Linked DNA regions of Homo sapiens: region 1 is linked to region 2. Evidence: read pairs that join two places in POLR2A ChIA-PET (ENCODE). Cell type or tissue: Caco-2. All regions are shown on one strand. Links, peaks and the distances in the headings refer to the core of each region. The heading gives the core; the rest is flanking DNA.

Evidence for each region. ChIA-PET counts read pairs that join two places held together with the same protein. Peaks named below come from ENCODE experiments on the same cell type or tissue, not always from the same donor. Only the 100,000 strongest peaks of a DNase experiment are listed, where the experiment ranks them.
Region 1: POLR2A ChIA-PET joins it to region 2 with 12 read pairs; 2 of 35 experiments call an interaction of 5 or more read pairs at or near these places.

The regions. Positions count from the first base shown.
Region 1 is chr6:163,200,209-163,215,934 of GRCh38, forward strand. The region is part of intron 4 of PACRG (parkin coregulated); the gene reads left to right. LOC105378095 (a long non-coding RNA gene) reads left to right here and starts at 9,068. Exons shown (of 2, transcript XR_943198.3): 1 at 9,068-9,181; 2 at 9,651-11,432. In Caco-2, for the core only: no CTCF peak of the experiment used is centred there; no DNase peak of the experiment used is centred there.
Region 2 is chr6:163,388,544-163,404,269 of GRCh38, forward strand. LOC105378100 (a long non-coding RNA gene) reads right to left here and starts at 5,105. Exons shown (of 4, transcript XR_943208.3): 1 at 4,592-5,105; 2 at 3,309-4,085; 3 at 2,269-2,375; 4 at 869-1,309. RefSeq lists a silencer at 4,074-4,368. In Caco-2, for the core only: no CTCF peak of the experiment used is centred there; no DNase peak of the experiment used is centred there.

The sequences.
Region 1 (15,726 bases), core at 5,197-13,196, 190 kb before region 2:
AAATACAGAAAAAAAGGCAACTTTTTTTTCTAATATAGAAAAGGAAATGTCCTAGGTCTTTTAGTCCCCTGGGACTCTTGCATCACAAAATCAGGAACTGGGACATTGGCACCTCCTGAGGATGGGACCACCCAGTGTGGGCTTATATATATGTGCACACACACAGCACACTTGTCCCAATGTCTACAGGATGTTCTACTCCATGATCTAGACCATTTGCGTGACCTCGCGCAAAGGCAACAGTACTAACCTTGGAGTCTAAACGCCAAGGGTATGAACGTGGGCACGTGTCGCATACTTCCCAGTTCATGCATACTTTCCAAACAACGCACAGCCATGAGTGGGAGAGGGGAGAGGATTGAATTTCGTGAGCAGCATGCAAGATGTATTGACAGGACTGCACCGAGAGTCTTTTCTCCAAGGAAGGTCAAATTTTAACCTTTTAACGTTGGAAGTGAAGACACCTGATATGATCATTGACAAACCAAGAAATACTAAAAACCCTCAAGAGTTGAAGCATTCTTTTACAATCCTTGTTTTAGATACCTTTTTAATAGGGTGACCAATTGCCCCAGTTTGCTCAGCACTGAGAAGTTTCCCAGGACACAGAACATTCCAGGCTGAGGCAGGATGCTTGGTCACCCTACTTCTGCACGTCAGCGTGCTTGGGAAGCGCCCTGCACCACCGGCATTCCTGGGCCCCAGAACCCAGGCACTGGGCCGGATCAGGCCCCAGGCCCCAGGCCCCAGGCACTGGGTGGGATCCGCAGAACATGGGTCCTGCCTCTCAGCAGTTCAGGTCTCTTCACATTTCTCAGCCTCCTATGGCCACGGTTTCCTGTGCTCTGTTCACGTTTTTCAAATGTGATGTTTATTATTTCTTAACTTGTAATGTGTCAAACAAGTATAAGGAAAGCTAACGAGACGGAAACATAGGGAAAAAATATTTTTAAAGCAGTATTACAAGAAGAAAGTGAATACTTAAGCGGAATTGGTGAAAACCTTTAATTTACAGAAAGTGTCACAAACCCACTTCCACTTCATTAGAGTACATATATTATATCAATTCTTAATAGTAGTTATAAATTGTAATAGGAACCAGGAAGACTACAACATTTATCAGTTCACAAGTGGATTTTTCGTAATCCTGCTGTCTTCAGGTATACATTTATGTCCCAATTTCTTTAAGACACAGAGTCATAAAGAGATTCGGGTGTTCCCTGAGCTACAAAGCAGAAGAGCCTCCCTCGGCCCCTGGGGAGCCTGCTCAGGAATCGGGCTGTGTGGGGACAGTCTCCTCACCTTTGGGCATGAGGTGGGGCTGGGCAAAGACCACCCAGCTCCCTAACCCCTACTCATCCACCTCCTGCCCCAGTTAAAATCAATAAATATTTACTGGCAGCTACAGGTGTCTGGGGAGGCAGAAAGGAACAAGTCATGGGCCCCCACCCAAGGAGGGGGCAGGATGCAGCGTAAGAACCTGCGCTTGGTCACTGAGGTGCTTGGCCTCAGGCCACCACCTCACCTGCGCAATTAGGTACATGGTAAGAGCATGGTGACGGTTCTCTCTCCGCTGGGGTGACATGGGGATGTTAGGTGACCTCGAGGGCCATTGACACAGTCAGATGTGGGAGCCCCGGGTCCATTGCAAATGGATCCAGTCTAATGGGGGAGAGAGACCTGCCTTCCTCACACGGTGGTGGCCAACCTCGACGTTAGATTTGGGGGAAGTTCAGAGGAGTGAGCGGGCCTCCCTGGGGGGCTTCCCAGAGGTGGGCTTAGAGCCAGACTTTGAAGGGCAGGCAGGGTTAGAGTAATGAGCAAAGGGCAGAGGAAGCAGTGCGAGCAAACGCGGGGACCTGAGCAGGCCCGTTGGGGCAGCAGGAGGGCAGCAGGGTTCTGGGAAGCAGGGGAAGCCGTCCTGTCCCGGCCGGCTGCTGGGAGAAGGTGGGGGCAGAGGGGAAAATGGAGGGAAACTGGTGCTTCCGTGTCCACTGGTCAGGGGTGGGAGTTGATTAGTAACTGAGGGAGGAAACATAAGATCCTCTCTGAGTGGAAAGTCTCTAGCAGTGACTATCTCTGAGTCCTTCTCCAGTCCCAAAGCTCTGCCATTTCTGCCTTTGCTGCTATGAAATAAATATATATATATGTATATACTGTTTGTATGTGTTTATGTGCATGTGTGTGTGTATGTGGGGGTGCATATATGTGTATATATGTGTATGTGAGCATGTATGAGCATACATATGTATGTGTGCGTGTATATGTGTGTATAAATATTATAGATTCAGATTTTCCCATATTTCCCCACATTCTGCCAGCAGTAATAGAACAAGCTACATAAATTGCCACAAACTGTCAAATATTCAGGATTCTCTGTTCTCAGAGTTCAAAGAGAAGTAGTTGTAACGATGGTTTTCATATTGAAATGAGAACTACTAAGCTAAGCTAACCTAGAGAGGATTCTAGCAAATAGATCTTGGATTGATTCCTTGCTTGCAATTTATCTAAGCAATCCATACCAAAAAAAAGTAATAAATATGCAATTTTGCCTAAATCTCATGAATAACTGATAAAAAGCTAGATTATCTGGGCTTCAGCAAGTACTTTCACATGGAGTTATAAATACAGAACATTGAAGGAGTGGTCGGGAGGCCAGGATCCCAAGTCAGACTGTGAGAATTCAATCTCTGGGTGCCTTTTCATCTCTAGTCTGATTGATAGACTGTGGAGTGCGTTCTCCAAAAACAAGTTTTAGAGGAGCCACAAAGTCGGAAGGGGCTGTGGGGGAAGCACCTTCGGTTGCCTGCTTGCCACAGCTGCTAGTCAGGGAATAGGTACATCGGGCCGTTCCTCATCTTCCTGGCCTGCTGACCCACAATTATCCTCACTCAAAAGCACTGTAGATGGGACCAGGCACGGCGGCTCACACCTGTAATCCCAGCAGTAATCCCAGCACTTTGAGAGGTTGAGGCAGGCAGATCACCTGAGGTCAGGAGTTCAAGACCAGCCTGGCCAACGTGGTGAAACCCCATCTCTACCAAAAATACAAAATTTAGCCGGGTGTGGTGACATGTGCCTGTGGTCCCAGCTACTCAGGAGGCTGAGGCAGGAGAATCACTTGAGCCCAGGAGGCGGAGGTTGCAGTGAGCCGAGATTGCGCCATTGCACTCCAGCCGGGCGACAGAGCGAGATTCCGTCTCAAAAACAAACAAACAAACAAAAAAACCCACCAAACATTGTAGAAGAAGGAAACACCCTCACTGTGGATCACATGCATCACTTCTGAAGATTTATTTTGTTAAGGAAAGAAACTTTGTTTGCCTCGGGTTTTGGGTTGGTGATGAGTTTTCCTCGTTCAGCTCATTAGCCCATAGAACAACTGCTTCAGCGCATCACGCTGGCAGGGCCCTGAAGGAGAAGATAATCCGCTCTTTCTGAATCCATAGGACAATAATAGCAAATTCTGAGCTTATTAAAATACATGGTGTCACCAGCTCATCAGAAAGGGCAACAGGCAGTATACCAATGCAGTTCTGGTCTTGTAGTTTCAAAAGGCTAATTACTTTTACAATAAAATAAAGAGAACTTACCTGTCATTGAGCTGATGCATGTAAAAGCTGTTTCTAGCTAATAGAGGTTTCTGCAAATGATTCAGTACACATTTTCCACAATGTTCCACAAATCATATTGGGGTATAGTTGTTGGCGGCATTTCATACCTGAGTGAGGTGTGATCATGTTTTAATTAGGATCCTGTAAGGTGAAAATAGACTGCACATGCAAATAGTCGGAACTAATTGCCTATTTTCATGATACATAGTGATTTCTAAGAAAATTATGACTAATTTTAAATGAACTAAAAATATGAAGTGATATCCAACCTGAATCCTGTGATAGGGTTTGGGAGTTTCTTACCTAAAGGGCTAAATCTTTGTCATTTCATTTATAGCCATTCATGAACACAGGTAATAGTGTTTGCAGATCTTTATAAAAATGTGTGACATGGATTGTTAACATTAGCTTGGCCTCAAGGTAATTTTCCTCTAGAAGTATTTATATATTTTAATAGACAACTGACAGACTATTGGGGCTTCAAGTCCTTTCCTTATAAATTTGAATCCACCTTTATGTTATTACTGCATTCAATTTTCTCTAGATTATATGTGCCAATACAAAAATTCTAACCTTTTCCCCTTGGTTTAATATTTTTCTGTGTGTTTTTATATGCATATGGGAAACACTGACAGAGATGAAACACCCATCCCATCTGTTATCCTTGTCCTCTTTCTCTTCTCCTCTACCCCCACCAATCACAAGTGGGACCCTGGAAACCCGGGGCTGTAATGCATGAAAGATCTAGAAACGAGGAGAGGTAGAACACACTAATAAGAAGAGCCCATGGTCAGAGCACCCCTGCAGATTGTCAGGAGCTAAGAATGGAGGAAAAGAGAGACTCATTAAGCCATGCCCCATGGAGAGGCAATGGGAGGTGCATAAGAAATGTTTCTGGAAGTCCTGACCAGGGCAATCGGGCATGAGAAAGAAAGAAAAAGAGAGGAAGTCAAACTATCCCTATTTGCAGACAATATGATTCTATACCTACAAAACCCCATAGCCTCTGCTCAAGACCTCCTTGATCTGATAAGCAACTTTAGCAAAGTTTCAGGATATAAAATCAATGTACAAAAACCACTAGCTTTCCTGTACACCAACAACAGCCAAGCTGAGAGCCAAATCAAGAACACAATCCCATTCACAATAGTCACAGAAAGAATAAATACCTAGGGTATAGCTAACCATGGAGGTGAAAGATCTCTGCAGTGAGAATTGCAAAAGACTGCTCAAAGAAATCAGAGATGACACAAACAAATGGAAAAACATTTCATGCTTATGGATAGAAGAATCAATATTGTTAAAATGGCCATACTGCCCAAAGCAATTTACAGATTCGATGCTATTCCAATTAATCTACCAATGACATTCTTCATAGAATTAGAAAAAACAATTTTAAAATTTATGTGGAACCAAAAAGAGACTGAATAGCCAAGGAAATCTTAAGCAAAAAGAACAAAGCTGGAGGGAACACATTACCCAACTTCAAACTATATGACAAGGCTACAGTAACCAAAACAGCATGTACTGGTATAAAAACAGACACATAAACCAATGGAACAGAATAGACAGCCCAGAAATAAGGCTGCACACCTACAACCATCTGATCTTTGACAAACTTGACAAAAGCAATAGGGAAAGGACTCCCTATTCAATAAATGGTGGTGGGATAGCTGGCTAGCCATACGCAGAAGATTCAAACTGGACCCCTTCCTTATACTGTGCACAAAAATCAACTCAAGATGGATAAAATACTTAAATGTAAAACCTAAAACTACAAAAACCCTGGAAGATAACCTCAGAAATACCATTCTGGACATAGGATCTAGCAAAGATTTCATGACAAAGACACCAAAAGATGTTGCAACAAAAACAAAAATTTACAAATGGGACCTAATTAAACTAAAGAGCTTCTGCACAGCAAAGGAAACCATTGACAGAGTAAACAGATAACCTACAGAATGGGAGGAAATATTTCCAAACTATGCATCTGACAAAGGCCTAAAATTCAGAATCTATAAGGAACTTAAAGGAATTTACGGGCAAAAACCAAACAACCCCATTCAAAAGTGGGCAAATGACATGAACAGACATTTTTCAAAATAAGACACAAATGACCAACAAGCATGTGAAAAAATGCTTCACATCACTGATCATTACAGAAATGCAAATCAAATCCACAATGAGATACCATCTCACACCACTCAGAATGGCTATTGCTAAAAAGTAAAAAAATAACAGATGCTGACAAGGTTGCAGAGAAAAGAGAATGCTATACACTGCTGGTGGGGGAGTGTAAATTAGTTCAGCCATTGTGGAAAGCAGTGTGGTGATTCCTCAAAGAACTTAAAACAGAATTACCATTTGACCCAGCAATCTCCTTATTGGGTATATACCTGAAGTAATATAAATCATTTTACCATAAAGACACGTGCACGTGTATATTCATGACAACACTCTTCACAATAGCAAAGACATGAAATCAACCTAAATGCCCATCAGTGGTAGACTGGATAAAAAATGTAGTACATACATACCATGGAATACTATGCAGCCATGAAAAAGAATGGGATCATGGCTTTTGCAGCAACATGGATAGAGCTTTTATCCTAAGCAAGCTAACACAGGAACAGAAAAACAAATCCCACATGTTCTCACTTATAAGTGGGAATAAACAAGAACACATAGACACAAAGAGGAGAACAACAGGCTTCAGGGATTACTTGAGGCTGGAGGCTGGGAGAAGGGAGAGGATCAAAAATCTACTTATCAGGTACTATGCTTAGTACCTGGGTGAAAAAATAATCTGTACACCAAACATCTGAGACACATGTACCCCTGAGCCCAAAATAAAAGTTAAAAAATAGAAGAAAAGGAAAGTAAACCCCCAAAAAAGAAATATTTCTCAGACTCTTGGAGAAGCTGTCCCCTCACAGGGAATGGGGAGAACAGTCTCTTAAGTTTCCCCAGAGAAGCTTTGTCACAAGTAATCTCAAATCCAGATCTGGTTGAATTCTCTGAGAGAGAAAGAAATGCAAAATTAACACTCAACTCAGGAAGGTTGATTAAGAGAAGGTGCTAATATTTGCTTTCCTTTTCCTCAATTCTGAAAATATCATACTTCATTTTTTTTCTTTTACCGCTGTTTATAAGTATGTTCACTTTGCTATCAGGTCAGTTTGGTTCGTGTGGGACATTTCGCTAGGATTTTATTTCTTTTCTTAATAAATAGTCAATATTTGTCAACATATCACTTTTGACATTCTGTTTTTTAAATACGCTTTGTAGAAAGTGAGAGATTTCTTTAAATGAAATGATTTCAGTCGCAGAACACACATTTGTTTTTAATCTCTGGTCCCAGTGGTATTTATCTCTTACTAAGAAAGCAAGCTTTCCTTTTAGAAAGTGATCTGTTCCCTCATTGTTTTATTTATAATTTAGAGTATGGGTAGTCTGTCTGCTGAAATGAAAATAATGACCACAGCCTATTAAGTTTCTCCAAATGGAACAGGTGATACCCAGGGTTTCAAAAGTCTGAAAATAACAAATGATCAATGAGCAAAGAAATGAAGGTATAAGGCCTAAAATTTGCAACATAAAAATAAACACATCCTCAAGAAATACTGAAATCGATTTTTATTTCCTTGGCTCACATTTGTGCTCATTACACATCAGACATTTCCATGATATTCAACTCCCTACGGTTTAGATGTGAGAATAGCACATGGAAACAAGGACACTCACACCCAGTTGTGTTTCCCATCCCTGTTTCCTGGCTCATCACTACATGATGAGATGCTTGAGGGAGCTGCTCTTCACACTTAACGCCCAGCACTCAGCGTGTGCCCAGATAGAATGGAGGCATGGATGGTAGCCTGCTCCATTTTAATATTAGATTAAAATGCAAGCATCTCATTTCTTTCTACAAAATTAAAATATAAGACTGTCAGGATCCATAAGTGTCTCTTATAATGAAAGTGGAAGAATTAGAATCCATAATCTTATTTTTGCAATAAAAATATGAATCACTGTTCACAAATATTCAGCGCAATAGAATACCAAGTGAGATTGTGCCTGTCTTAGAAAGAAAGGCAAGCTCTCAATCTGTGGATACCATATGGATGTCGCTGAGAAGGAGTGGGGACTTGGGCAGCAAAGCTGCCAGGCGTTGGGGAGCATATGGAAGTGGCCTGTTTGGGGCCACAGACGGTCGGGCAATGCTTCCTTCTCTCTTCACAGTTGTCTAACATATTGCCACTGTCTACATGAGCATAACTTAATAGCCAATTTGAATTCTATTGTAGTTAAACTTGGTGTTATCCTGTTAGTAAACTAGCTTATATTGCACAATCGAGTCCAAAGATTATTTTTGCTTTATTTACTACATAAAGCAAATACTCTGTAAAGAACTGAAACCACTTTTATTCATAGACTATATTGGAGATTTTCTTTTCTTTTCTTTTTTCTCTTCTTTTCTTGTCCTAAGACATAACATAGTACCTTCAATGAAGATGACGGTGGTAGTGCTAGTATAGTATACAAATTAGAAAAAGGATAATTGCAGAGATCAGAATCTAAGCTACATTTTACTTTTTTTAAAAAAAAAAGATTGTCAGGTTATCATGTTAAAATTAGCATCTTCTCTATATTAATAAATCAATTCTGTGATTAAAAGTCCAGAAATAAAATAACAAATAAATGTGCATTTTATTTAGCTATTTTTAGTGTGCTATTGGATTTGAAGCTAATTTGGCTAAGCACACGTTTGGATTTCCATCTTTTTTGGTATCACTTCCTAGGATTTTAGTGCAGTGGCTCCTAAAAAGAATGCTCAAATATTACTTATAATCCCCCAAGATATATCTTCTTTGCATGGAATAAAATGTGAACTAACTTGGAGAAAGGAACACTTTAGACATACATTTCATTAATGTAAATATCCACCTCAAACTATGTGGATTAGCATCTCTTAGAATTGATGTTACAATGCTAACAAGAGAAAAAGAAAACAAAGTACCGGTCTACAAAAATATTTGTCTAATGCCGAATGTTAGATTATTAAACAGAAAAGCACATTAGCTAATGTGAAATGATGTTTTTCTCCAAATTTATTACATTTTCCCCCTCTGTGTTAAATTTTCTTTAAAAGGAGATCTCACAGGAGTGGATAGGCAAGCTGGATCTGTGAGCAGCTACAAATAGAAGCACAAGACAAAGTAATCTATAGGCTGGCACTCACATTCATTTACTAAATAAGGTCGTGAGCAATATTAGGCACATTTTTCTGACACCTTTCCCAGTTGACTAGAAGTTGAGTGCATTTAGTAAAGGAAGTACACAGTGAACTGTTGTTAGTATTTATCAGGAAACGTGATGAGTGGCCCTGAAATAGAGCATCTTACCATCCAAATTTCTCAGTAGCCTTAATAAAGAATAGTCAGTAGCCTTAGTGCAGACTAGCTGGAGTAGATCTAAGCAGTATTAATGTGGCAGTCCGCCTCAGCATGAAAGTGGAGCTTTGCAAAAGGACGAGAAATGGATTTGGATGGGCAAGGTTGAAAGTAGTTGTAAGTTGATCTGGCATTTTATATTTCATTAATCAATTTCTAAATCTATAATTAAAAGAAAACTACATTGAGTGGTTGGGCATAAAGTAGAGATTGAATGATACCCACAACAAATAATTGTTAATATTGACAGGTTATGCTACAGGGATTGCCTAATTTCACAGATGAGGGTAACACAAAATGAGACAACTGCTACATAATGTTTATTCTAAAGGAATATTATGACATTACTGAGTTTTGAATTTTCCTTTGTATTGACTTTTTCATAATGCATGAAATAAGCATACATCAACCTAGTTAATACCTGAACAAGACAACATATCCAAGCCATAATTTGATGTAAAGCATGTGACACAAAGGAAATATCATATTGTAAATATCGTACTGTAAACTAACAACTGAAAACTTCCATATGTCTAAAGTACACAAACATATTCTTTATTTTACCTTCACATTCTTTCTTTTAAAGAAAGAAAAGCCATTGCAACTCAGCAGTGAACAAGGCAAAGACAGTCAATTGAAATCAACCCTCCATTGCACAGTAAGAGTATATGTGTGAAGTTCTTGAGCCGAGCCCCTAAAAGTCTCCATGAACATCAAACCACGCCTGTTGGGGGACCTCAGTTCTCTACCAAATGTCTTGTTAATTGAGCTTTGGCAAATGTCTCCATGAGGACCATTGTCACCCGTCATGCTCATGAGAGTCACGGCCTACGCTTCCACATACTTTTAAAAATCTTATTAAAGATTACAGAGCAGTCAGGTGAGTACACAGACAATTACATCCAGACGATGAACAGAAGGACAGAATAATGTACTAACTTTCTGCTCTTTAATGGACTTTACCTGTGACCCAAATATATTCCTTCTAAAGCATTTATAGAACTATCAAAGTTTAGATATTGTAATACCAATGTGTAATCCATTCTATAATGCAGAATATCTTTCTAAAATGTGAAAAAGTGCCAAGTATTCAATTCAACACAGTAAGTGTTGAACATGAGGACAAAGAAAATTCACTGGAGGGCCTTCATTAAAAAATATCCCCACTGAAAATAAAGCAGAGACCACCAGAGTGGACAGAGCACTCACCATGGCCTTAGAAGGTGGAGCTTCCAAGCGGATGCACCCATTTCTATGGGCTGAGGACCATAACCTCTGAGCATTAACTTCCTCTTCCAAAGCACATGGATGATATCTACTGCAGAGGCATGTTGAAGGGATTAAATTGGTTAACGCATACTGAAGCAGCCACTAAATTTCTCTGTTAAATACATGTATCTCTTCCCCTTACTTTTGCTGAGAACAAAATAATTTCTGTTCTTTGTTGCACCCAGTTTGTACTGAAGGGCATAACCTTGAATATTTGAAAAGGAAAACTCTCTTCAGTTCAATGGAAGATATAGGACATGTTAAGTAAGAAACAGCAAGCTCTTTAAATCAGTGAATAGCTGTATTGGGGGGAAAAATGTGGTTCATCCCAAGGCAGCCAAAAGTTGACCTGGTGAACTGTCTGGTTGGTTTTATGCCCTATTTAAACACACATTAAACAGATCTGAAGTGTCTTAAAATGGAAAAATGTCTTCGTTCAAATAATAAGAACTTAATAAAATTCTTCATTACTTCACTGGAGCCTTATTTGACAATACTAAATTTTTTCTCCTAGGCTTACATGATAGATTCTATCACAGAATCTTTCTCTCCCACCACCTTTTTTTTAAATTCCCTTTGGCTCTTAACTCTACCATTATGACAGCAACACTTAAAGCTGACCTTTTTTTGACAGAGTTAGCAATTCTCCTCCAGGCTATGTAGTGATTCTTCAATGCTTATGTGTAAATTATGCAACTGTCTCATACTTCACAGAAACATTTTATAATCCTGTGTACTATTCCATCATTGGTTTAATGAAAACATTAACACTTGGTTTCCATAATATTTACCATATGGTAAAGTCACTGTTTTATAGAGTAAAGGGACAGATAGCTGAGGTCAATTTAAATAATTGTCTTAAAATTCCCCATGATGAACAAATTTTTTAAATTTATCTTATCTACCAATAGCATGGAAATATCAAGCTTATATACACAGGTGGACTTGCACCTTTACCGTATTTGATTATTTTTCATAACTTAGAATCTAGGCATATATCTATGTAATGGAGTTTTTACAGAAGCCTTTGGACAAGAACACATTTGTTGTAATTCTCGGTATTTAAATCAATTGCGCATAATAAAATGACTCATGAAAACATTCTACTTAATATGGTATATCTTCCCGTAGTAAAAGATGACTTCCTCGTTCCTCCCCCTATAAGAGTTACCAATGTAAGCAGTCGAAATGGTTGAGCCTCTTGGTTTTGCACTCCTACCAAGTCTGGTTTGTAACTAGGAAAATAAGCAAACAGGTCATGAGGGTATGAGGGGAGGGTAGCATAATGCAGTGCTCATTCTCTTCCTCTTCCTCAATAATTCAGCCCAAAGCCACCAAATGGAGCTGAGCACGTGCAGTCAGCGTCTACCTGCAGTGGCAGAGGGAGCCACTGTGGTCCAGGGAGGGGTGTCAGGGCCTAAGAAGAGTGAGGAAGACATCTGTGTGGTTGGGAAGCACTGCCAATGGCCCTGCAAGTGGGATCAGAATACCAGAGTGACCAGAAAGGCATCTGCATTGGGATGAAGAAGGAGTACAGAGCAGTGGGATATTGGTTACATACAGGGGTAGATCAAATGAATAAATATAAAAAGGATAATGGGAGCCAAGAGAGTTACAAATATGAAAAGATAGAGAATTTGAAAATACTCTGGGGTATTGGATTAGAGTTGAGATACTGGCATAAACTCATGATTTTCATTATAGATAAAGGTAGCTGTGGAAATGAGCATGGTTGTAACTATGTGTATGTGTGTATAGCTATGTTCACTGTGAGGGCCCGGGAGCAGTGGCACCCCAAAAGCAGTGAGCACATCTGGTACCTGGATTTTGGTTTCTAAGTACCATTCTCCCTAAAAAGGAACCAAAGCTCCTTGAGAAATGGCCAATTCCAGAACTAAGGCAGGAAAAGTCCAAGAATGATCTTGGAACAGAGCCATGTCAAAAAGAAAGAAAATGCTTAAAGAGCAAAGGAGACATGTGCAGGGGACACAGATGCTGGCTCAAAAGGGTTGCCCAATTGCCAAGTCAGGGACCCTTTGACCTTCAAAATAAATGATAGTAAAATGGGCTATAACCCATAGACTACATTAGGAATTAATGACTCCATATTAATATAAATGAATAAATGAATAAAAGTTTGATGAAAAATTGTATATTTACCATTATTTCATATTATCTCCCAACAAAATGCACATTAATTATAAAGGGAAGAAGAGTAACTTTACTTTGGAAACTGATAATCTTTTTTTTTTTTTTGAGACGGAGTCTCGCTCATCGCCCAGGCTGGATTGCAGTGGCACGATCTCGGCTCACTGCAAGCTATGCCTCCCAGGTTCATGCCATTCTCCTGCCTCAGCCTCCCGAGTAGCTGGAACTACAGGCACCCACCACCACGCCCAGCTAATTTTTTGTATTTTTATTAGACATGGGGTTTCACCTTGTTAGCCAGGATGGTCTTGATCTCCTGACCTCGTGATCCACCCGCCTTGGCCTCCCAAAGTGCTGGGATTACAGGCATGAGCCACCATGCCCAACCAGAAACTGACAATCTTAATTGAAGGATCAAGGTTAACATGGCTATGAAATGGACAAATTAAAAGCACGTGGCAGCTGATGGAGCACAGTGGGATATATCTGCCAGAAATGCAAAACCTGACTCTAATCATTAGGAAGTGTCAGACAAACCCCAATTGAGGGATGTTCAATTTTTAAAAAACAAAACTGCCCTGTAACCTTTTAAAATGTCCAGGGCATGAAAGTCAAGGAAAAAAAAAACAAAACAAAACTGAAGAACTGTTTTAGATAGGAGAATAAAGAGACATCACAAATAATGCAACATGTGATTCTGGATTGATCTTTTTGCTATTAAGGATGTTATTGGGACAACTGGCAATATGTGAATGAGTTGGGGATAAAGTGGTAGTAATATACCGGTGTTTGTTGCATTTCAGTGCTTGTGTTACGATTATGTAGGAGAATGTCCTTGTTTGTAGGGAATATACACTGAACTATTTAGGTTCTTTTTGGTGATAAATGAAGTTTAGTATCTTTTCATGTGATCATTGACCATTTATACTTTTTTTATGAAGCCTCTATGTATATCCTTTACCCATTTTTCTATTGTTTTGGTTATTTTTTTCTCATTGATTGGTATTAGTTATTTGTAAATTAAGGAAATTAACCCTTTGTCAGTTATAGGTATTACGAATACCCCCACTTAAAGTTTACAAATAAATCCATTGATCTTTTCCTCAAGGACAGTAAGGGATTTTGCTTAATTCTGTTTTTACATTTTAATTATTTGCTCTAACTGAAATTTACATTGGTTTAAATAATGAGATAAAGATCTAGCTGTACATTTTTTAAAATGATTAGTCAATTGCCCCAACACCATATAAAAAGTAGCCTCTCTTTTTCCCACCTTTGAAACACAACCTATATCACAATCTAAATTCTACTTTATTTTGATCTACTTTTGGACTCGATTCTGTTCTTAACTATTTCTTCTCCAGGGCCAACCAAACTCTTTTCATTAATAACATGCTTCGGTAGAGTATTGTCCAATAGAACCGTCTACAATGATGAAAATATTCACTGTTTACTCTGTCCAGTATAGTAGCCACCATCACATTGAGCCTGGAGATGTGGCTAGTGTGACTAAGGACGTGAATTTTTTATTTTATAAATTTCTAATTAATTTAAACTTAAATTTCAAATAGCCACATGTGGCTAGTGGCTACCATATTGGACAGCAGAGTTTTATTATCTTACTGGGGAGTTTCTACCCATTCTTTCCACAGTTTTCCAAGATATTCTCACACGTTTATTTTTCCTTCTCATAAGAAATCTAGACTTTCTGGTTTTCCAGAAAAGGTCACATTGAATTTACAGAACACTTTGGGTACAGTTGTTATACTTTTAAAGTATGACATCATTAAGCCTTCTTTTAAGTCTCTCAGTAGAGTTTTAAAGTTTTCTTTATATAAATTTATACATCATCTTTTAAATCCATTCATATATATTTAATCTTTTTTTAATTTTTATTTTGTTTTATTTGTTTGCTGTTGTAAATGGTGTACTTATTTCAATGTCTTTTACTATATTTTCTCACTGATAATTATTTATATATAGTGCAGCTATGTAGGTATATTTTGTAATCTTTTGGGTAATTCTCTTTATGTTTTCAGGTTGTTGTAATTCTTCTTTCCAGTATTCAAACTTTCTAGTTATTTCTCATTTAACACTGTTGGCTGCCATTTCAATGGCAGTTTTAAGTAGTTGTAGCAATGGTTAGGATCCTCGTCTTATTCCACACTTTAATAGGTATGTTTTAGCATTTTATCATTAAGCTTCATGCTGGCTTAAAAAAGAAATCTGTCAATTCTTGCCTTACCACTGATTTTTAACATCAGAAATGAAGGTTGACATTTGTTAACATGCCTCTTCTCCTACCTTCTATGTAAGTTATATAATTTACCTCCTCTAATATATTACTAGTATATATTAATTTGACCCATTTGTAATTTTTTTTTATCTACCCATGTATTCAGGAAATAAATGCCACTCAGTCACGGCATTTTTTTTTTGTGCAATGTACTGCTAAATTTCTTTGGTAATTATGTAAAGATTTTTGTAATATTCAAGATAATCATCTATTTTAGAACTATTCTATCATCTTTCAGTGTCAGTGGTATGCTGTCATTATTTAAAAGAATTTTGGAGGATTCTTTCTATAATAGTTTAAATAAGCTTAAATAGAGAAATATCATTCCATGGAAAGTGGAATTAATTTGCTTCTAACGCCATCTTGGCATGGCATATTTTTATGTTAATTTAGCAATAGCTTTAATAGCATGCATTGTTATATTGTTCTGTTTTCTGTCTCTTCTGGAGTCAATTTAGTAGATTCCATTCTCCTTGACTAGGTTGATCCTGATATCATTAATCTAATGCCAAATTTAGAAAGAGGATGTTTTAGGGAAATATGATAATTTTATTTCTAGTTCTGTTGCATTTAAGATGCTCATGGGACATCGAGGTAGAAACAGCCAATAAACAAATAGAATATATATCTTAGAGCTATTTATGAGCAATCTGGGCTGGAAAGGTAGCCACATGCATGACTGTGGTGGTTAATGAGATCACCCAAGGACAACATAAAGCAATGACGAGTAATGGCCCCTGGTGGAACCCTGGAAACCCCAACATTTAACTGGGTAGGAAGAGGAAAAGGCTTGAGAATGACAGGAGAGACAGAAAAGTCAAGAATAAAAGATCAAAATCTCCCAATGCTTCAGAAAGGACAAATAGACAAATACTGAAGCATACCCATTGGATTTATTGTTTAGGAGATCAACAGTGGCCTCAGCAAAAGCGATTTCCAGGAAGTGTTT
Region 2 (15,726 bases), core at 3,950-11,949:
GAAGATGCACAAAGCTATGTGTGAGAAGTGCCTGTGAATGCAGTCAGATCACACAGTCACACAAAACACAAAAAGGCTTCACAAAGGAACAGGGCCAGAGGAACTGATGTCCTACAGCAGTGGGCTTCAACCAGTCTTGAAGGGTACAATGGACCTGGATGGACAGTAAGATAAATGGAGACGCATTGCATGTAGGTGGTACCCACATGAACCAGCGCAGAGCAGCTGGATCTAGCTGACACACTGAAGTAACCAAGTACAGAATGGAAGTCCCCCATGATAGGGCCACAAAGAACTCTGCACAATGGGCACAGGTATTGTCAAACAGACACAGGTTTCATAGTAGCGGAGAGTCACCCCAGAGAAAATTGCTCAAGAATGGAAGACTCTGCAAATAGACCTGAAAGGAAGAAGCAGAACATGTATACTAGTATAGTATCAAAGAATCTGTATTTGTGTTGTTATTCTTCTGTGGTTTCTTTAGGTAATATTCTAAAACATAGTCAACCGTGTGTGCATTATAAATAATGTATTTTGTAATTTACATTTTTCTAATTGAAAAAATTTCAGGGATCACCCCAAGTAAATCTCATGCATGATTTAACAGGTGATGAATACAATTTTATCTATTTAAAAAATCTCTGAAATAGTGCTGTTTCTCAACCAAACAGAGCTAGAGAGTGGCCTTAATCCTTGCTTCCGAACTTTCATGAGATTATAACCTACCTAGAATGGTTTGCGTTACAGGAACTGACCAAATGCAGGGAGAGAACCAGAATAACTTAGTTTACCTTTCATTGGTATCGCACTTTAAACTTTGAAAGGCCACTTTAAATCTATTCTGTAATCTGTTCCTCACATCACCACGTAAGGCAGGGGCAGGTTTTATTTTTGCCGCTTGACAGAGAGCATAATCAATTTCCTAAGGGCTCCCTCACTAGAGAGTGGCAAGAAGAAGGCCAGACCTTGGGTCAACCCTCTTTTGCGTGAGCATTTATTGCTTTCACAACCTTGTACCCTTCCTCTTTTCTGAGGACACCACCTCTCTTCTTCAGGAAGACTGCTTCTCTCACACTCTAACCATCAGGTGCAAATGATGGCTACCAATCATCCACTCCCATCCAGGGCCTCTGACCCGGGCTAAGCCAACTGGTCTCCTGGGACTCTTCAGCTGGCATCAAGCTTGGGGTAAGGAGGTGGGCAGTTTTAGCCAAGATGTTCTGTTTTGTTTTTTCTTGCAGCAAAGTTGTGAGATGTGAGGGCAGGAGTAGCTGGTGGCTTAGCATTCAGCCATATGCAGGAGGTTTGTCTGAGAAAGTGAAATAACATGCAGGGAGAAGAGAAAGGAGAAAGTCTTGTTAGCACTCCAGCCCCTGGTTCCAGTGGTTTCTAAAGCTCAGTTGCTTCCTTGCCCTTTCCATGGTTATTTGAGACTTTCAGTAAAAACCTTTTCTTTCTTTGCTTAAGCTATTTCAAGTTGACACTGTGGGAGGCCGAAGGGGGAAAACATCTGAGGTCTGGAGTTTGAGACTATCCTGGCTAACATGGCGAAACCCCCATCTCTATTAAAAATACAAAAATTAGCCCAGCATGGTGGTGGGTGCCTGTAATCCCAGCTACTTGGGAGGCTGAGGCAGGAGAATCACTTGAACCCTGGAGGCAGAGGTTGCAGTGAGCCAAGATCATGCCACTGTACTCCAGCCTGGCTGACAGAGCAAAAACAAACAAACAAACAAACAAAAGAGACAAAAAAAAAAAAAACTATTTCAAGTTGAATTTTGGTTACTTAAGAAAACAAAAGGCTGGGCTCGGTGGCTCACCCCTGTAATCTCAGCACTTTGGGAGGCTGAGATGGGCAGATCACCTGAGGTCGGGAGTTCAAGACCAGCCTGACCAACATGGAGAAACCCTGTCTCTACTAAAAATACAAAATTAGCTGAGTGTGGTGGCACATGCCTGTAATCCCAGCTACTCAGGAGGCTGAGGCAGGAGAAGCACTTGAATCTGGGAGGTGGAGGTTGCTGTGAGCCGAGATCGCACCATTGCACGACAGCCTGGGCAACAATAGCGAAACTCCGTCTCAAAAAAAGAAAAGAAAAAAGAAAAGAAAACAGTTGTAAGAAATCTATCTGTCCTCAAGGTTATGCTGCAATATCACTTCTATCCACTTCAATACCATTTTCATATGTGAAGAAATATAGGCTCATTAAAGACAAACAGGTCACCCCAAATCCTACATTGAGTTACTGGTATAATTATGTTATTCACCACTGCATGTTATTTGGATCCTATATATGTAATCAGTAAAATTTCACATCCACTACCTCCTTTGATTTTCATGACAAAATGGAAACAGATGGAACAAGCATTGTTAGCTGTAATTTTAGATGAGAAAAGTAAGGTTTAGAGAAGTGAGGTGACTTCCCCACTGTCAATCAGCCTGTGAAGAAATAGGACTTGAAGCAATGTTCATTCTAACCATACCTCATTATACATCTGTACATACACACAAACACACAGACACATGTGCACACACAGGTTCATTTCAATAAAGAATAAAAATAAAGGCCAGGCGCAGTGGCTCATGCCTGTAATTCCAGCACTTTGGGAGGCTGAGGCAGGTGGATCACGAGCTCAGGAGTTTGAGACCAGCATGGACAAAATGGGGAAACCCCGTCTCTACCAAAAATACAAAAATTAGCCAGGGGTGGTGGCGGGCGCCTGTAGTCCCAGCTACTCAGGAGGATGATGCAAAAGAATCGCTTGAACCCAGGAGACGGAGGTTGCAGTGAGCCGAGACTGTGCCACTGCACTCCAGCCTGGGCGACAGAGCGAGACTCTGTCTCAAAAAAATAAAATAAAATAAAATTTAGTGAAATCACTATCCTTCTTAAGATTTTGTTTAATAAGTGTTTTAAGGTATCGCCCATAATTATTTGCTCTTTTGCATCCTGCCAAAATATGGGTGTAGGAACCACCTGGCTTTTCTGCAGTTCTAATTGGTATAAAATATTTTCCATTATCTTGAGACTTGATAAAATATAAATAGCTTGTACTTTGTCTCTCTTGGTTTTGATACCTAATGGAATGTGAAAAGGCAAGATGACACATAAAAAGAGAGCAAAAGATAATTAATGCAAAGATTAATTTTGGGAAACCTCCAGAATTACATCATGTGATTAGTTCACAGTTTAGAAGCCTTTGGTGGAATTACATTCATGCAAACAAATTCCATTCACATAGTTCAGGGAAGCTGAATGATTTTATAGATGAATTATCCTTAAAATGTAAGGTTATGTAAGTCTTACTCCTCATTTTCTTCCTGATATCGAGCTTAAACAGTCAAGAAAAGCCAAGATCTGGCACTCAGTTTTTTATGGAAAAATCGATGGCAGATACTAAAATGGTGGAAAGAAGGCTGCCACTAAGCTAAAGTACAGCAACTTTTTAAATGACATAAATGCTCCTTGAAGGCAAGTAGCCAAGGTTGGTAGTCTCCAAATGTCATCTGTGCTGGTTTCCATGTCTTTGTGCAATGCTGTACAGGGGTGAACTGAGTAAAAGGCTAGAATGGATCTGTGGTTTTCAAGTTGCATTTTTGTTGTTGTTGTTTTAGGGAGTGACACATACAAAACTATTAAAGGTGGACATAGTAGGAGTCAGGGAGGGAATGCGGAAGCCCAGGGCTCTTCCATAGCCTCCAGGTGAAATGAGTTCTGTGACTCACTTGAAGTGTTTATGACACAATATTAGCTGCCTTTACCATACGCTTAAATATTGATTACAGTAAAATGATTGTAACATAAAACATCACTCAGTGGGACTCCTTCCTTAGGTTATGAAAATTCAGATTTAAGATTCAACTATGTAGATAACACAATAAACCAAAAATAATTAAGCGAACTCATTACAAATTTGGAAAATAAAATGTTTGTTTGTTTGTTTGTTTTTTCCTCCAGCTGAATTGACTGGTTGTTTGTCGGTATGGACAAAATAAAATGATTATTTCATTGTGAGAATACTTCTTGGACAGCTTCTCCCATTTACAAGCCAACTCTTTTCAGACGAGCTTGTACACGTACACACTGTCAGAGAACAGAGGAAGACAGGTCAGGGTAGTTTTGAATTTGGCATTTAGCCAGTAAACTTTTAATTTCATTTTGGATTCAGGCTTAGCTGTGAAACATGTATGTCTCAGTCTAGGGCAGTAACAGTTTCAGGCTGGAGAAATCTCACAATGCATAACTGCCACTCCCAGTGTCTCCATGGAAACAGCTGGGGGCTGGTCTGCCAGTTCCTATCATGTTTGAGAACCATGTGTAATCACTTTGGAATAGGCAGTATTTTTAAACTTTGCAGTGAGTTGGGTGAAAGCTTCAGGGATCAAATATTTGAAAATGTCTGAGGAGTAAAAATCATGCCATGAGATAAAGCTTTGTGAGAAAGAGACAACGCAAAACGGTCACTTTTAATATTTCAATTCTGAGTTAAGACTTCATATAGATATTTTCATTTATTCCTTGCCATTTTAATACAGATTCGGATAGGTTCTTGTTTGAGAAAAGAGGTTCTGCAAAGCTTTTCTACTTACATGAAACTCCATGGTAATGACGCTGTACTGGAAAAAAGAGAGGTTAGATAAAAGATGAGGTCTCCAAGTTTTAGAGTGAAAATGCTAAATGTTGCTTAGATTTTGTGTGTATTTAGTTGTATTTAAAAAGGTAAATGAGAAATCATTTGTATACTGGTTTCTGAAAGATATATTTGAGTTTATTAAAACTTTCAGATTTTTTGTACTTTACTCAATGCATGACTATTTCACTGAAATTCTCACGTTTTTGTTTTGGTGTCAGGAGAGGCACTGTTTTGACAGTATTTGCACATGGGATTTACCTCCATCCTTGGATATATTTCTGTGACACCAGAGCAGTTTCCATGAAGGCCCTGGAAGGGAAATTTTCAATCAACAAACAGCAAAGGAGCCCACTGACCATGGGCACACTTTTTTTCTTAACAAATATTATTGCTGATGTCTTATCACATAATCAACTCATTATAGAAATTACGGCTAAGCAAAATAAAATGAAACCACACTAATAAGATAAAAATTCTATGTTTTTCTATTTAAAATAAAAATATTACTATAACTTTACCCTTTCATGATTATTTACATAAAATAAATTCCCAGAAGTGAAATTATAGCCCCCCAACACAACCTAAATCTTTTGATAACTATTACCAAACTGCCTTGCAGAAATCTCCTATCAATTTATAGTATTATCATCAGTATATGAGAATGTCTGTTTCCTCTCCTTGTTAACCATGGATAATATAATTAAAACATACTTTTCCATTTTATAGGTAAAAAAATAGTTTTGTGTTAGTTTCATTTTCATGGATAAACTTCGACACTGAACAAAGTTTGTCCCCAGCTCCCTCTGCCCTGCTGGTCATTTCTCTTGTGTGCTACCTTACACCTCCCCATTCCCTAAAAAAACCCCTGTATCTTGGCTTTCAGGGAACCCTATTCCAGTACATTCTAGTATGTGCCTCCACAGAACACTGTTGCAAGGGCCTGACCTTTTCCTTCCTTTGTGGATTCTGTGTTTTAAAACAGAGCTGGGATGGGCGTGGTGGCTCACGCCTGTAATTCCAGCACTTTGGGAGGCAGAGACAGGCAGGTCGCTTGAGCTCAGGAGTTTCAGACCAGCCTGGGCAACATGACAAAACTGCAACTCTACAAAAATACAAAAATTAGCCAGGTTTGGTGATGTGCGCCTGTAGTCCCAGCTACTCGGGAGACTGAGGCAGGAGGATCACTTAAGCCTGGGAGGCAATGGCTGCAGTAAACCATGATTGTGCCACTGCACTCCAGTCTGGACAACAGAGCAAGACTCTGTCTCAAAAACAAACAAACAAACAAAAATGAAAAACAAAAAACAGCCTTCTTTTTTCTTTCCTGCTCAGGTTATTCCAACCTCTAATTTTAGTCAGAGGTTAGCACTTGATAATGCCATCCACCCAGAAGATATATATGTATATATATACTCACATATATACTATCTATATATTAAAGGTTAATAACTTTAATTAACTCAGCAAAATTAAACTTTAATTTTAATTCTTAAAATTTCCATGACTAATATTTTTGTTAAAAGAATTAAAGTCCACTGGCTCGGAACATATTTTTAGCCAAGAAAGCCTTCTTGGAGACCCTCAGCTTACTCCACGCAGATCAGGACCATCCACTGTGCACGGTTAAAAGGCCAACTCCACCGTTTTCTGTTGAGTGTCAGCTGGGAGGAAGCCAGTCTCTGTCTAGACCTGTTGATGGATGTGGGGTGGTCCCTTCACACAAGGCAGCAATGCCTACCCCAGAGCCAGGAGCCACTTGAAGTGTGGGACACAGTTGAGCTCAGTAATCCACCATCAGTAGAGGTAATAGTTCTGTTTATGTATAGATATTTATTTATGCATAAAATGATGACTAAGAGTGTGTGTGTGCATTTAATTTACTTGATCAAAGCCATCCAACATTCACACAAAAATATTTACTGAATACCCCCACTGATTCCCAGAGTTTTCTACAAAATGCCCTTCTGAAATACCTTCCAAGCAATGCATTACCTCCCCCAGGAGGAATCTGGAACAATTTTTTGAACTCTTTCACTAACTTTTTCTTTAAAAAATGTAGATACAGTTTTCTTTAAACTTAGATAGAGCCAGGTACCTATTCATTCAGACAAGTCAGTAATAAATGACTAGGAAATAACGCTGAGTATGACAATTCCCTGTCAGTGTAGCAGATGAAAGAAAACACTTTCTGTGTGAACATTCCATCTTAGTTTTTATTGATGAAACATAAAGACACCTTGGTTGTAAGCTAAGAATGTGTAATGCTGATTACAACAATAGTTACATAAATAGACCAGAGTCGGTTATTTATGTGGACTTCAAATAACAGATTTTGTTTGGAGTGGGGTCTGGGATGGAGAATAGAGTACGTTCTGTACTTTCATGTGAAAGAAATATTATCAACAACTAATTTTCAGTTTGTCACAAAATGCATAGGGAAGCCTTCCGTATGCTTCAGGGAAGTTGGAGATTTATTTCTGCTTTGCCTCCCTTCAGCTAGAGAAGCAGTGTGGGCCTGAAGCAGGATTTCCCAATCTTTTTGTACCCTGTGAGGATGGATGAAGAGAGCTACGCTAATTATTCATTGCTTGAATCAAGAAGGAATTTTTGAAAATAACAAAATCTTCATATTTTAGTATATTAAGATCTAGAAATGAAAACCAGTATCCGTTGATGGGTTATATTAAAAAAACACACACACAGAAAAAATACACTTTTCAACCTACTGTCATGATACACAAATTTGAAAGTTAGTGACAGAGCCCTGGGCCCTTCCGGACCAGGGTCTGATGGGCTGCTTGGGCATTCTGTGTTCACTGAGAACAGAAAGGAAGGGGCAGGCGAGGGAGATGATTAAAGGTTGGAAAGATGACTGTTGCTGGCAGTGTGATATTAAGGCCATTAACTGAGGTGTCTGCACCTCAGTTCCAGTGTGCTAATATATTATCCTATCTGTTAAAATATCATAAAGATTACCTATAATTAAAGATGATTTACACTGTAAGCCATAACTCGATATAATTTCATGCAAACACATTTAGGGTGAATTCATCTTAAAGTGGAATTTAGCTAGCCTAATGAAAACAGCATCTAAAAGCCACAGAAGAGACAGAGGGAAAAAGACAGCGAAAACGGCGGTATAATACAAACCCTAACAACTCCTTCTGGGATCCAGACTCACATGATCTGTGGTGAAGGAATTTGCCTAAAGCCCTGCTTAAACAAACTATTGATGAGTTCTTTATTTTCAAATTTACAACTTATTTCCAACATTTAAACTCTGTCCTTAACTTTTTCTTCACCACTGGGAAGAGCCAGGCCAGGCAGTTCTGCGTTTGCAATGGCCTTGTCTTATTTTACATTGGGACTGACTGGAAACAACAGTTAGATTTGCAACTCCAGAAAGCAAAGATGAAACTTTGTACTTTCTTTTGTATCAAGCTGTACCATTTATTTCTCCCCTGGCAACAGATTTCAAATCTCTCCTCCTCCCCCTCTCTCCTTCCTTCCTTTTCATGGGAACTGCTTGGTGAGTGCCGAAGGAGGATCTGACAAAGCTGATTGTGTGTGTGTGTGTGTGTGTGTGTGTGTGTGTGTGTGTGTGCAGGTGCGTGTGTGTGTGCATGTGCGTGCCTGGTTTCTGTGTCGGTGTGTGCAGGCACGCATTAATTAACGTAATTCCTCAACATCCAACAAGAGCGCATCAGAAACCCGGGAGAAAAAGCCTCATGCATATTTAGATGAGACTTCTACCTTCCAACCGGCGTGAAAAGAGTATTTAGAGGGGAGTTGGTCTGGGCTAATCTGCATGTGAATCAGGGGGGTGGACAAAAGGATGAAAAGGTGGTGGAAACTCGAACACAAACCCTGCGGTCTCCAGGGGGTCATTCATCTTGCCCCGGTCGACATCCTCGCGGCCTGGCTTCCTTCTGCGCATGAGCGAACAGAGCCTTTTCCCAAAGACAGTTGGCAAAGGGTGCGTGTGCTTTGTTCTGTCGGGCACTTTTTTAAGAAACAAAATTTCTTTACCCGTTCTATTTGACTGACTTCTTCAGGCTTCTTAGCTGCTGCTATCCATAGGAATGATGCAACTATTATTTAGTAATTTATACAAATATACAAGACAGAAATTCATTGTGATAAAATATACTTAAAAATTACCATATGACCATTTTAAAGTGTACAATTCATTGGCATTAACTACATATACAATGTTGTGTAACCATCACCAACGATTTCCAGAACTTTGTCATTATCCCCAGCAGAAATCCTGAATACTTTAAACAGGAACTCCCAGCCCTCCCCTCCCCACAACATGAACAAGATTGATTAGGACTCTGTTCTTAGAGACTCTTCACGGAGTTAGTCTCCTGACATTTGATTTCGGAGGAGCTGGGGTGTGCAGAGCAAGGGAGAGTGAAGGAAGCCAAAGTTCAACAGATGAGAGGAGGGTAGGAAAGTCTTTTTTCCTTAGCGTGGTTTCACTGGAATAATGAACTCAGAGCCTGGAGATGAATATGGAGAAAGAAAACCTCAATGTCAAATGGCCAGGCTGGTTTTCACCAGCATGAAAGACGAGGAGAGTGACAAAGTTAAGCAACTTTTGAAAATTTTCTATTTTGATAAGGGATTGGTTTATACAAGTAAGAATTTCAAAATAAAATCCAAAACAAAATTAAAAAATACAAGCCTGGTATTCTAGTGTTTGAGACACAAGTGGAATATACACTTTACAGAACTAGCCCATCAAATATTTGGGGATAGCCTGTATTTAATCAAAAGACTAAAGCGAAGGCTGGGAGGATAGTCTGTATAACTAATGGTAAAAATTAATTTATGTTTCTGATTTTGTAAATCTCTGGGGTTGCAACTATGTTGCTTTAAATGAAAAACAGATAAAAATATCATTAATTAAATTCTAGTACAAGGAAACACATTGTGAAGGAAATTTGCAGATTTCCAAACTCCCCAAATTCACCATTTACTTTTAAAAATCTTTAATAGGACAAAAGTTCAGCACAATAAAACAAAGGGGCAGTTCTACTGAGTTTGTGCTAATGGGACCTTGTTTGTTCTAGTGTATATAGCAAGACTCCTTTCCTAAGAAGGAGTATTATCCATGGAGACCACGTGTGAGTGACTAATACTCTTCTCCCCTCAGTGGAAGCCATGCCTGTTACAGTCACTGATTATTTAAGGAATTTTAATATTTTATGTAATGTGAAGATGAGATTATCGAGACAGCTCTCAAGGCAGGTGTTAGAGGGAGTGGGGCTGAGGCCCAGGGAACTGGAGGTAATGGGCAAAGCTGGTAAGTTGGGAAGTACTGGGAAAACTGGCTTTAATCAGCTTAAACACAAAGGAGGCTTATTACCCAGGTAACTGAGGAAGGTGAATCAAACATTAATGGATGCTGGAGTTGAAACGACGCCCTAAGGAACTGTTCTTCCACATTGGCTCTGCTTCCCCTGTGCTGGCTTCTTTCTTTGAAAGAATCCATAGGATATCTGCATCCTCTAAAGCCAGCAATCTCACCCAAAAGGAGAGATCCCCTTCTCCTGAATGCTTCAGCAATAATTGATTAGGCCACAATAACTGATTATGGGTCAAGAGGCTGCCCCAGAACTGATCATGTGGCCAATGGCTCGGAGCCTCGGCTGTGTGTGCACTGCCTGCCAACTTGGTGGTGCAGAAATTAAGCCACAGCAAATCATGTTGTAGATTCTCACATAAGAGAGGGAGTTTCTTACGGGGAGGAGGAGGAGGAAGTAGAACCTGCTGAGCAGACCACAGCTGTATCTCCCACAAGGCACTGCAAGGCTGGCCCTTCCCTGAGCTCTGGACACACACGTGTTAGTAAAAGCTGGCTAGGCTGCTCGCCAAGTGTGTGAAGGCTTGTTTCTTATTTACGCAACGGAACCGTGCAGTGGACGGGCCTGAAGGATGACCTTCTCCATGCTCTCATTTTGGGACTCACATCTTCAACACATCTCCTTTCCCTCTAGCCTGAATGAGACAGCTGATGGTGAAGGCAGGGGCCGGATTTGTAGGCCAGGCTGGAAGGAGTACAGCTCCTATTCCACTGGCTGGCACTCAGACACATGGCCATATGGGAGGTGGGAAATGGAAATAGTTATGTGCCCAAGAGCAAGAGAAAACCAATTTTGAACTGCTATCAATCTTTGCCTCTTCCCACTACTCTGCAAATGGGTCAAAAATCTAGAGGCACTTGGCCAGGCGTGGTGGCTCACGCCTGTAATCTCAACACTGGGAGGCTGAGGCAGGCGGATCACCTGAGGTCAGGAGTTCGGGACCAGCTTGACAAATATGGTGAAACATCGTCTTTACTAAAAATACAAAAATTAGGTGGGCGTGGTGGTGGGCACCTGTAATCCTAGCTACTCTGGAGACTGAGGCAGAAGGATTGGTTGAACCCGGGAGGCAGAGGTCGCAGTGAGCCGAGACCGTGCCACTGCACTCCAGCCTAGGTGACAGAGGGAGACTCCATTTCAAACAAACAAACAAACAAAAAACTCTAGAGGCATGTGCAGTGGCACACGAATAGCAGTTACTGAGTTCTTACCACGTGTTGGTGACTGTTCTAAGGGCTCTGCATATATTAACTCCCATCGCCCCCTTATCAACCTGTGAGGTGGGCTGGGCATCCCCTTTGGAAGATGAAGAAACAGAGGCACAGTGAGGTTACTTGCCCAAGGGCCAACGTAGAAACTGTTTGGAGCCGGGATTTGACACAGAACGAGATGACCACACAGGATTACTTTTGAGAGGACTGCGTGAGATGATGTTTGAAAGGCCCAGATTGTGCCGGGCACATGGAAAGCGCTCAAACAGTGCGAGTCATATTATTAATATGTTCCTCAGGTGAAGCACTGTGCCGCGAAGGAAGGCTGTTCTGGAGGTAGAGCTTTGAAGCTGAAAGACGGATGTTCACAGAAGCAGGCTCCATAATGTTGTTCTCTACTGAGTCTGCATGACTACTAAGGAGACTAGATCCACAGATTAAATTAGAACAACTGTTGTACCAGCCCAGGGCCATGGAGGGCACGACCAGCCATCCCCGCTGACTGCACCCACGGTTTCCCCGGGCAAGACCTTCTTTCCTCCTTCCCCCTGTGGCAATTCCCTTCTGGTCTTGTCCAGTCTGACTCTTGTCAGCTCCTCTAGGAGTCTTCTCTCCACAGCCTCTCCCTGTTCTAGTCCTCAGGTGGAGTTAGTTGCTTCTCATCCAACATTCCCACAGGAGACCAAGGATAGTCCCATTGCAAGACCTAGCTCATTGCTCTGTAATTTTTGGTACTTGCCCTCTTTACCACTCTGCAGAATTCCTGGAAGGCAGAGACAATTACTTCCCGTTGTACCCCCAATGCCTCACATTGTGCATGATGAAAGGAGGCAGTCTAAAGGTAGTCTATTTTTTTAAGAAAGAATAAAAATCAGTGAGCAGATTGATTTTTTAAAAAAGACATTAATAAGAATTATAATAAGAACCAGTTTTTATTGAGCAATCACTGTATTCCAGGCATAGGTCGGGGGTTATCATTGCCCAATGTCATCCTCATGGTAGCATGATAAAATGGGCATTATTATGTAAACCAAAAAGTTTTGGAGACAGGTCTCAATCAATTTAGAAGTTTATTTTCCCAAGGTTAAGGACATGCCCAGAAGAAATAAACATGGAATCACAGAAACAATCTGTGGTGTGTGCCTTTCTCCAATCTTGATTTTGAGGGCTTCAATATTTAAAGGGGAAAAGAGAAAAGGAGCAGGTAGGGGAATCGTCGTTACGTATTCCTCTCTACTCAGTAAATCGTGCTCAGTAAATTGGCAATTTATGTAACATAAGGTGAACACTGAGAAGCTACCTGTGGAGATGTTGAAGCTTTTATCTGTAGCTCTCTGCTTAGGAACAAAAGGAAAGGCCGCATCTTGCATGACTCAGCTTTCAGCTTAATTTTTCTTTTGGCAGAGTGAATTGTGGTCCCGATTTTTAATTTCCCTTTCACAATTAGCATCCCCATTTTGCAGCTGAGAAGACTGAGGACGGCTGAGCTCAAGCTGCCTGCCCGATGGCACCCAGTCGAGACACAGCTTTTCCCCATTGTGCTGTATTGCCTCACTGGGCCAATTTAAATTCAACAACAGAGACCCACATCGTGCTGTACGCTAGAGGCACAGAGCTATCAGGGAGGAACACGGAAGACAAGTGCAAGGGAACAATGGCCCGGAGGGGACATCTTTGTGGGGGAGGGGTAGGAGGGCAGAGCCCTAAGACCTCAACCAAGAGGTCTCCATGATGGACCCTGGTGGCAAACTGAAGGTCAAAACAAGTAGCCTAAAGCCCAAGGGAGAGGCCTTTGTAGGGGAGAAGGAGAAGTGTCTTCTTTGTTAAAGGGTCAGGGATTGGGCCTGGACCCAAGAGCTAGGCACAGCTCGGTAACAGCAAACGTGCGCAGACCAACCTCTAGCTACACAAAAGATGAATAAGAATGCTTCGGAAATATTCAAAGCAGTTGACCCAGGTCTCCATTGAAACATAAATGAGGTCAAGCTCTGGGAACCACTGCTGGTAGTTTTTTCAGATTCTTTAGCAACCTTGTAATTTTCCCAATGTCGGTAATTTTTAAAACTCTTTGACCTTTCTATAACCAAAACTCCTATGTCCTTTTTCTAATTTGTGTTTGTTTTGGAGGCAGCAGGGATGAGGAGAGATTGGGGAAGCTGTGCCTGGCTCTGCAGTGGGCCCTGGAAGAGGCTGGCAGAGACACTGGGTGCAGTAGGCACCTCCATGCTGGGGGCTGGCCGAGGAGAAAAGAGACAGGTGGGAGGGGGCTGGGTGGATGGCAGCTCCCTGGAGACGCCATAGGACACAGGGGATGGACACAGTTCTTTTTAGACTCCCAGCACTTCACTCTTAGCCCCAAGGAGGATCTGTGTCATATAGAAATTCGTGGTAGCATTAGGGAGAAGCCGCGCACTTACCTCTTTATCACAAGTGCAGTTTAAATTAAATTAGGAAGGAGAGACTACAAGCTTTGCAAAGCTCCCTTGTAAGAATCTGGGGATCAGAGACACTTGACAGCTGAAATCACCTGAGGCTTGTTATTGCCAAGGGTGAGCACGGGTTCCTGAAATAGTTGGTTGAAACTGCTGGGCCCAGGAAGCTTCTGGTTACCGTGCAGGTCAGGCCCAGGTAGAGCAAACGGTGAAGTTCACTTAGTAGGAAGGTTTCTCCCCAGCTCTGGGGCTTCCTGTTGATTCTTAAAGGGGAAAAATATATGGTGAATGACAAAGATTTTTAGTTTTGTGATGTCGACCAGTAATTTAATTCAATTCCAATAAGAAATAAATAACAGATCCAAGGACCCTCTTATTTTGAAATGTTTTCTAATATTTTCCAGTGGTTAGCATTACTCAGAACCAGGGTATTTTCTTTAACAATTCAGATCTTGCAAATGATTTCAAATGGGGCACAGAATCTGAAGCTGCCTGGCACCAACACGAACTCTAGGACATAAAGGAGGGCTGGACCTGCCTGACACTATGGGGTGGAAAAACAAGCTAGACCTTGAGCCGGCAGGGCAAGAACTGGTGCACAGGCCATGAAATACTGTGTGCGTGTGTGCGTGTGTGTGTGTATGCGTGTGTGTGTGTGTATGCGTATGTGTGTGTGTTTAGAAAACTTTTGAAAAGCAAAACTGCTTTTAGGTTCACTTTCCAGCAAAGGAGAATTTTTTTTTGGTGGGGGGGAAGGGAGGACAATTTCCTTTATCGAAATTTTTTCCTTTGCTCTCTTTTTCCTCATGTAATCCCTATTTCCTTTCTTGAATGAATGCTGTAAAGATAAAGTTGAGACTATGGAATACAATGTCAAATGAAGGGTAAATAACAATGAGAAATTGTATGTTAGCAATATTTTTTTTTTTGAGATGAGGCCTCGCTCTGTTGCTCAGGCTAGAGTGCAGTGGCGTGATCTCGGCTCACTGCAGCCACCACCTACTTGGTTCAAACGATTCTCCTGTCTTAGCTTCCTGAGCAGCTGTGATTACAGGCACCCGCCACCCACGCCCAGCTAATTTTTGTATTTGTAGTAGAGATGGGTTTTGCCATGTTGGCCAGGCTGGTCTCGAACTCCTGACCTCAAGTGATCCACCTGCCTTGGCCTCCCAAAGGGCTGGGATTACAGGTGTGAACCATCACGCCCAGCCGGTAAGTTGGCAATTTTTTAAAAAGCTGTATTAAGATGCTAGGAAAGTCTTACATCCAGGAAGTTCGACAGTAGACATCAAGAACAAGGTTATGGGGTGTTCATGTTGCACTCATATGCATATGTTATATTATACATAAGAAATTCTATCACATCACACCAGCAGGTTTCAAGTTTAGCGTAACTCAGGGCCCCTCAGAAACTCTGCATGGAGAGGCTGTGGGGAGGATGGGAAAGGACCCACAGACCACGATGAGGACAGAGAGAATGGGAGAGGGCTGAGGCAGGAGCTGCTGAACTTGAGGCTTGAGGCGGGGGAAGCACGAAGAGGGAAGGCTTTGTGCTGAATTCAGATTTGTGTGGCTTACTAAGTGAACGGCAGCTCAGTGCTGTGATGGTGATCTTGCTTCGGAGAAATCTGGTGTGAAAACAGATCATCTAAGTTTTTGCTGTGGTCTCTGGCATTACCTTTACTTAGTGCATTATCACTGCACACAAGGTACACAATAAGTCACTTTTGTAAAAATAGATTTCAAGAGGAAAATTCTTACCAAGTTCCTTATAATGTCAGGGATTCAATTATAGTTCAGACTGAAGCACGTCCCCAGGTATCTATTGGTAATGTGTCGCCCTCTTGGTGAGCAAGAAAACATATGATGCAAATAGAAATTTTGTTCAAGATTAGTATTACAATGGGGTATGTGATTCGCGGTGAAGCAAGACTCATAATTGAATCCCAGAAAGGTTTATTTGAAAGCTTTTTCCTTTCAACTACCTTGATTTAATTGTGTGTGTCCTGGCCTTCATTTGGAGATGAGGCTCTGAAAGCCACTTTGTTACCTTGAAAACCACTGAGAGAAAGTCCT